2 separate regions of the Homo sapiens genome follow, and region 1 is linked to region 2. A link is a contact called in ENCODE Hi-C data. All regions are on one chromosome and are shown on one strand. The core of a region is the stretch at or near the end of the contact, and the rest is flanking DNA. Distances in the headings are between cores, read along the strand shown. Region 1 overlaps THADA (THADA armadillo repeat containing). Region 2 has its middle 3.7 kb from the start of HAAO.

Region 1 (3,792 bases), core at 1,154-3,653, 690 kb before region 2:
GTGCATGTGATTGGGTTGTAGAGCTCAATTGAAGTCATTGAATCGATGACTGTCAAGTTTTTTTTTTAAATTATTTTATGAACACAAATCTGTCTTTTTAGCCTCACACTAGCCAGTTAGGTAATGATTTTGAATTATCTAGTTTGAACATTGTAAACGTTGGTTTCATGCCAAGAATATTTAAGCCTTATTGTGTTTTCGTTTGTACATTAGGTGCGAAATTCATCCACACTTCTCTTTAGTGCCTTGATCACAAGAATTTTTGGAGTTAAAAGGGCAAAGGATGAACATTCCAAAACAAATAGGTAAGCTCCATTTAAGGCTAACTTTACTTTTTTTAAAAAATACAATATTGTCCTGGCCAAAAACAAATTTTGAAATTGTGCCTACTGTTATAGATTCATCTAGAGCATAAAACTATAAAAATACTGTAATGAATTAACCTATGCTGCCAAGTTATAAACCCTTGGGCAAAAATATCAACTGTTTAATAAGTGGACCTTTCAAAGCAACAAAAATTTAGCAAGGTAGCAAGGGGTGAAATGTAGAGCTTGTTTCTCCATGCAAAAGCTAGTGTTTTTTTTGTTTTTTTTTTTTTAATTGCATCTTCTTTAAGTAGTCCTGAAATGTCTTAACTTTACTTGTATATATTATCCTAGCTTGTATAATATCTTTAATTTTATAGGTGGAAGTTTAAATGTTTATGATCCTCTCATTAGAACATCTCTCACATTACCTTTGCATTAAACTCTTGTACTAAGAGGAGCACCTATATGTGTTAACCACAAGAAATAAACAGTGCTTTTTACTTTTGGTCTTTAGTTTTATGTTTAACCTCTAATTTGTTTTTGTCTTTAAAAAACAGCTTTTTTGTTATGCCTGAAAAGAAACCTGTGGAACCATTTTGATTTTGGGTAGTTTTTAGATAAAAATGCACAAGATCTGTTTGTTTTTAAAGAAGAAAAGCTTTGAATAGTTGTTTTTTAGCACTTAAGAGGATTTAATGGTAATCTAATTGACTTGCAGTTGTTAACACTAGATGTCACTGTTGCTGCACATTTAATTACTTCCTTAACTTTATTTAGGATCCAGTTTGGCCCAGTGGTCTTTCTCTTGAGGATCTAGAGTTATATTCAAAGCCCTATTCCCTTCTTCCCTAAAAAAGTCATTATGCTTCATATTTAAGTTTTAAGCTAATGTTTATTGAAATGCATTTTTGTGTGATGGAACTAAATCTTAGGAATTAAAAAAATATGAAATCATTTTGTGATGTACTAGTGATAATTCTAATGAAACCTACTATGGTATTTCCGAATTATCATTTAAATTGCTTCTTGTCACCCTGTAACATTCACCAGATATTTAAAAGGAAGGTAACTGGCTGTAAGTATAAATCCCTTGAGCATGTTCAGGCAATACCAGAGAGCTTTTTAATTTTTTTTTTAACTGAGTATTTTTTAAATAAATAAAACATTACTCTTGTGGAGGGATGATTATAATTTTTATTTTTTAGCCTGTTCTTAAAGAAATTCTTCCTGTCACTAACTTGAAATCACTAATATTTGTTTCTCCTTAGCTTTGTCTATTTTGTTAATAATTCTCCAGTGTGCTACAGTTTAAAACAGTTGGGTCATGTTATAAGGCCTTGATAAATACTGGTATAAATGAAATATGATATTAAGTCATCAAACAAGTAAAATTAATGTTTAAAACTGAACTTGAAGAAAATTTTTTTTTGTTTTTTATGAAGTGATTCTTGAATATATATATAAATATATATACATTTTACTATGTATAGGAGAAAATGATCAGAAAATGAGAAAACCTCATTTAGGTTGTATCTGAGGGAGGAAGAATAGGGCAGTGATACTATACAATTTTAATTTTTTGCCAAAGTTACAATGATGGAAACCTCCATTATAAATTTATTCCTCTTGGATAGGAAAGATTACAAAATATATAAGATTTCTAGAAAAAAGGAAATAGGAATGAGAAGTTTTTAACTGTGAAGAATGTGAGAGCTTTTAATTTTAGTAATCTGAAGATCGGTATGGACCATTATGTGTACAAGGCTTCTGTTCCCTGTTTAACCCATGAAGATATATTTCTTGGCAGCTCCCATTAGGTTTGCTTTGCAAAACCTTTAGTGTCTTAAATTTGCAGTTGCTTGTGATGGTTCTTTTAGTTTTAGTTTGTTTAATTATGTCACTTTTTGTTTAAATGTTTATATGCCTGTTCCTTCCAATATTAACTTTCTGAAGGAAGGACCTTTTTCATCTGTTCTGGGTACGTAATGGGCACTTTAAGAAGGCTAGTAATAATGATATCTTGGTTGGTTACTTATCCACCGGATAACTAACCTCAGCCGGTGACACACCTCACAAGTCAGTTGTTTCCTTTCACAACCACAGATTGTCCTGCTCGCAATTTGGAAATGTGTGTTCTTGGTCAGAGGGAACTGGACATAAAAAGAACATCTGCTTTTTCCATCTAATGGGAAATAAAGGTCTGACTTGGAGTAAACAAACCTGGTTTCTAGGCATTTTGCTGCCACTGGAGATGACCTTAATAGGCCCCCTTATCCACTTTGCACTTCAGTTTCTCCATCTATATACCAGGAATAATAAGATCTGTGCTGTCTACTCCTAGGGCTATTGTGAGGATAAAACAAACTATTAGAAGTTCATTTTCTTTAACATATTGGAAGTCCTAGGCAATTAGAGATATAGTTTGGTTTTTCTTTCTGTTACCACTTCTGTGATTGTACTCATCTGATTGTCTTGCTCTTAAGACCGTGCTTTTTGAGGACAAGGTCAGTATCTTAACCATTCTTGGGTACCTAGAGTCTAGCATAGTATCTGGCATATAGAAGGCATATAGGAATAATTGCCTAATGAATAAGTAAATTTTGTTACTAGAGGAGAAATAAGAAATCTGGTTTCTACTCCTGCGTTTGTTACAATATAACCACTATAATCAACTGAGACAAAATAGCCAACCTCTCTGGGCTTTGGTTTTCTTCTCTGTAAAATAAGGTTTGGAATATTCCTGAGGTCTTTTCTTTTTTTAAAATACTAAAGTAAGGCTTTACATAATGTTACTGGAATTGTAAGTTTGGTAAAATGATGTATTCCCAGTGCCGTAGAACAGTCCCTGTCGCATAGTACAGACAAGAAGTTCCTGTTTCATATATAAAGAAAGGAGCAGAGGATCCTTTGTAAGTGTGTAGAGGGTACCTGTAATGACTGAATTTTTGCACCCATTAGTCTTATTTTAGATGTGTTTTTTGGGTTTTAAAGAATGAGAAAACAGAAGTTTCACTTGTGCTTTTAAAGTAATATTATTACATTTTAACTTTTAAAGCTCTTTTCCTTTCTGTTTATTGCTGCGTGACTGACTTGGCCTGACAGAATGAAGAACTGATTTTATGTAAAATCAGAACCAGCAAAGCTCTGCAACCTGTGCAATATGCATGTTTTCTAAAATAGCCTCCATCTCCATGTGAGTGAGCTCAGCTTCATAGCTCCTCATTTCTTACAGGACAGGAGCTAAACTAATATGGCGCTTAGCTCTAGGTCTTTCCTTTTAGCCCCTGTGTGTATTAACTTTCAGCTGTGAGTCCCAGCTAAATGATACATGTCAATATGTAGCAATCAGAAAAGGTTTATTTTTGACTTCTTGGAGTGTGCTTTGCCAAAGCTTCATGCAGGTTCTTAATGTATAGCATTGTCTAGCTTTTGCACACTCTCCACCTTAAATCAGTGAGCCAATGAGAATTTGAAAGCACTTATC
Region 2 (3,725 bases), core at 826-3,325:
CATCCTCATTGGTAATCCAGGTTGCACCTACAAGTCCCTGAACACTAGGTTCTTTATGGTACCATGGCCAGTGAAAGGGTCTAATATAAAATACACCGAGGGTCAGGTGCAGTGACTCACGCCCTGTAATCCAGCAATTTGGGAGGCCGAGGTGGGCAGATCACTTGAGGCCAGGAGTTCCAGACCAGCCTGGCCAAAATGGTGAAACCCTGTCTCCACTAAAAAAAATACAAAAATTAGCATGATGGCATGGACGGACCTGCAATCCCAGCTACTCGGGAGGCTGAGGCAGGAGGATCGCTCAAACCCAGGAGGCAGAGGCTGCAGTGAGCCAAGATCGTGCCACTGCACTCCAGCCTGGGAAACAGAGTGAGACTCTGTCTCAAAAAATAAAATAAAATACACCAAGGCTGAAATAGCTGCTGCTTGTCAGACCTTCCTCAAGGTCAATGACTACCTGCAGATAGAAATAATCTAGGCTTTGGAAGAACTTGCTGCCAAAGAGAAAGCTAATGAGGATGCTGTGCCAGTGTGTTTGGCTGCAGATTTCCCCAGTGCTGGCATGGGGTCATCCGGTGATGGACAAGAAGATGAACTGGACATAAAGAGTAGAGCAGCATACAACGTAACTTTGCTGAATTCATGGATCCTCCGAAAATCCCACACCTGAAAGAGAAACCTTATTTTGGCATGCGGAAAATGGCAGTGCGCTGGCATCATGCTGAAAATCTGGTGGACAGGCCCCAAAGAGGAAAGTGAGGACGACTCTCATCTTGAAGGCAGAGATCTTGATACTTGGCATGTTGGTGTTAAGATCTCATGGGATGTAAAGACACCTGGTTTGGCAACACCCCAAGGAGACTGCTATTTCATGCTTGGTAATCTTTGGAGAACCAAAATTATATTGCTACTCTAGCATCTAAATTTAGATTATTGGGTATATATTTTGAATATGTCTTATAAAGTAAACTTCTGGAGCATTTGATATTAATAGTGAAACTTCTTTACAAGAACATGTAACTAGGTTTTTCTTTTTTGAGATACTACTAAATTTTAAAAAGTTGCTTTTCTTTTTATTCTAAGTAGTTGTGGAGTTCCTCAAATATGCTAAACAATTTTCAGAATTATTCATGAAAGCTATTAAAGCATCCAAGTCAACTTATTAGTATAACTTGAAAAAATGCTTCCCTGTCTATATGCGTTTTTAGTAGTGAGAGAGTTTTGTCTAGTTTTGAATTTAGTTCTTCTCAGGAACAGCTGACCTGACAATGGGGCCTTTCTCTCAACTTGTCATTTAGTTCTTTCGGAAGAAATATCTCAGCTGTGGTTAGGCTAACTTAAGCTGTAGAGTTTGTGGGGCTTTTTTTTTTTTTCTTCCTGCTGTAAGTTTTTATTTTGTTTTTGGACTTTCTACTTGTTTTCCAATACGCAATGTGCAAACAGTATCCTTTTTTACTCAAAGCTTCTCGGGGCTTATTCTTTACTTGGCTCTAGTTCCTGATTCTTGGGGGTTTACCTCACTCTTGTCTACCTGGAGAAATCTACTCATATGTTAGTTTTGGAGCCCGGAAGAACCAGGGCTGACACTCAGTGTTTATAATAAGAGTTAATTCCCAATTTGGTATTTGTAGAGAGTCCACTGTGTTCCAAGTACTGTGTAAGGTTCCGGAGGAGATATCGGAGGTGGATAAATATTGGTCCTTGCCTTTGGGGAATTCAGAGTACCGAATAGCTCTTTAGGCCATTCTCTCATTAAGTATTTTCCAAATTTCAGCTCTTTGCACATCAGCTTCAAGGTTTTCGTCATATCCATGTACTACTTGTATAATTATTTACATACTATTTCTGCCTAGATAAACTAACCTTTTTTATCTTAGAAAAAACTGAATGGCTTAAAGTAACAAGTAAGACAGCTGGGCAAGTCTCTGCATGTCTCCCCTGGGTTCACTCATGCAGCTACAGTCATCTCAGATGGTCTTACACAGCTGGTGCAGGCTGTTGGCCAGCCTCACCCTCCACATTGTCTCTCATCCTCCAGGACACTAACCCAGGCTTCTACACATGGTGGGAGCAGCGTTCCAGGTGATGAGATCAGCAGCTGGGAGACCTGGTGAGGACTAGACTCAGATGTCCCATAGCATTAGTTCTGCTGCCTTCTGTATTCACAAGTCACAATGCCAAACATGATTCAACGAATAAGGAAATGGACTTCACCTCTTATTAGAACAGAGGCAAAGTCACAAGGCGTATGGATTCAGGAAGGGAAGGAGTTATTGTGTCATCTTTTTGATCAACTTACCATATCTGGAAAACACTAGCACAAAGTGGGTGTAGGAATATTAATATCAAAGTTGAAGTCAAGGTGAAAAGAAACTAAGAGGAAATATTTCTTAGAGATAAAAGAAACACTACAAGAAGAAGATAAAATAGTCATGAGCATGTTTTCGTCTAATGACATACATTCAGAATATGTAAAGCAAAAGCTGTTAAAGAATAAGGAGAGGCTGGGCACACTGGCTCGCAGCTGTAATCCCAGCACTTTGTGATTACAGCACTTTGTGAGCCCAGGAGTTCAAGACCAGCCTGGACAACATGGGGAAACCCCATCTCTACAAAAAAAATACAAAAAGCCAGGCGTGGTGGTGTGAGCCTGTAGTCCCAGCTACAGTGAGGACAGGCAGGAGGATCACATGAGCCCGGAGAGATTGAGGCTAAGATCGCACCACTGCACTCCAGCCTAGGCACAGAGTGAGAACCGGTCTCAAAAAAAAAAAAAAAAAAAAAAAGGAAAAATTGACCCCAAAAATCACAGTGTTAGATTTTAACATATCTCTCTTGGAAAATAAAATATTAAGCACTTTAAAAAATAAAGATCAAGACTATTTGACTAACACAATAGCATGACCTAATAGAAATATTCTGAACTACGTTCTAAGCAGAGTATACACATTCACAAAAATTGACCATAAGCTAAACTGCAAAGGAAATCTTAACACATCTCCCCACCCAAAAATAATACAACACGGACCATCTTCTCTCACCACAATGCAATACAATTAGAAATGAAAAACAAAACGATAGCCAAACAAAAAACAAACCAGTGTATGTCTAGAAACTTTTAAACAGACTTGTAAATAACTCAAGTTAAAGGGGTAGCAGGACCAGAACCTAGACTTCCAAATAACCAGTGTAGTTCATGATCTAGTCCTTTTGTTCATATAAAGCTATTTGTTTTAAAATAGTTGCTGAATTACATGAAAGGGTGAGAAAGTGGGAGAGACAGAAAGGCAGAGACAAAACAAGGTGGGCTGGGAAAGGGATTCACTGGAGCAACGAGTTCAGTGTATGGAAGAATTGAAGGGTCAGATAGTTATTACCAGCCAGGTTCAGCAAAGCCTAGAAGGATCTGCTGGTCTCAGTGACCTGGGCAGGCAAACACCACCCAGCGGAGGCCAGGGGAAGACACCAGCAAGCAGGCCAGATCCTTTGAGCTTGGATCGTGGGGTAGATTCTATTTGCTTCTAATCCTTTAGTGCAGATGAGCTCCTGTGTGCAGAGGAGAGAGGTGGCTCCTAGAAGCGGGTAAATTCCAGAAACTACAAGGGGCCCAACAGTCAGTATCCAGAAGGATTCCAGATGGTTCCAACTCAACAATGCCAGAATACTCACAACATAGCAACTGTCCGTTTTCTGAACATTGGAGTCCAGTGGTGCCTGAGCCAGGA

What was found. A loop is a pair of places that touch in the nucleus more often than their neighbours do. Pooled maps may share reads with other maps.
Region 1: a loop to region 2 is called in a pooled map, with 7 times the contacts of the local background. The contact joins two enhancer-like sites. A Hi-C loop is called at or near these places in 2 of 50 pooled maps.

What each region holds. Positions count from the first base shown.
Region 1 is chr2:43,481,747-43,485,538 of GRCh38, reverse strand. It overlaps THADA (THADA armadillo repeat containing), which reads left to right. Exons shown (of 38, transcript NM_022065.5): 26 at 214-305. Among named protein-coding and RNA genes, the nearest start is that of THADA, 110 kb to the left of the region's middle. Within about 2 kb of position 2,403, at least 11 of the 41 ENCODE cell types and tissues checked have a DNase peak (open chromatin) inside an H3K27ac peak, as active enhancers do.
Region 2 is chr2:42,794,386-42,798,110 of GRCh38, reverse strand. It overlaps the pseudogene FTOP1. Among named protein-coding and RNA genes, the nearest start is that of HAAO, 3.7 kb to the right of the region's middle. RefSeq lists enhancers at 1,650-2,019, 2,534-2,583. Within about 2 kb of position 2,075, at least 8 of the 41 ENCODE cell types and tissues checked have a DNase peak (open chromatin) inside an H3K27ac peak, as active enhancers do.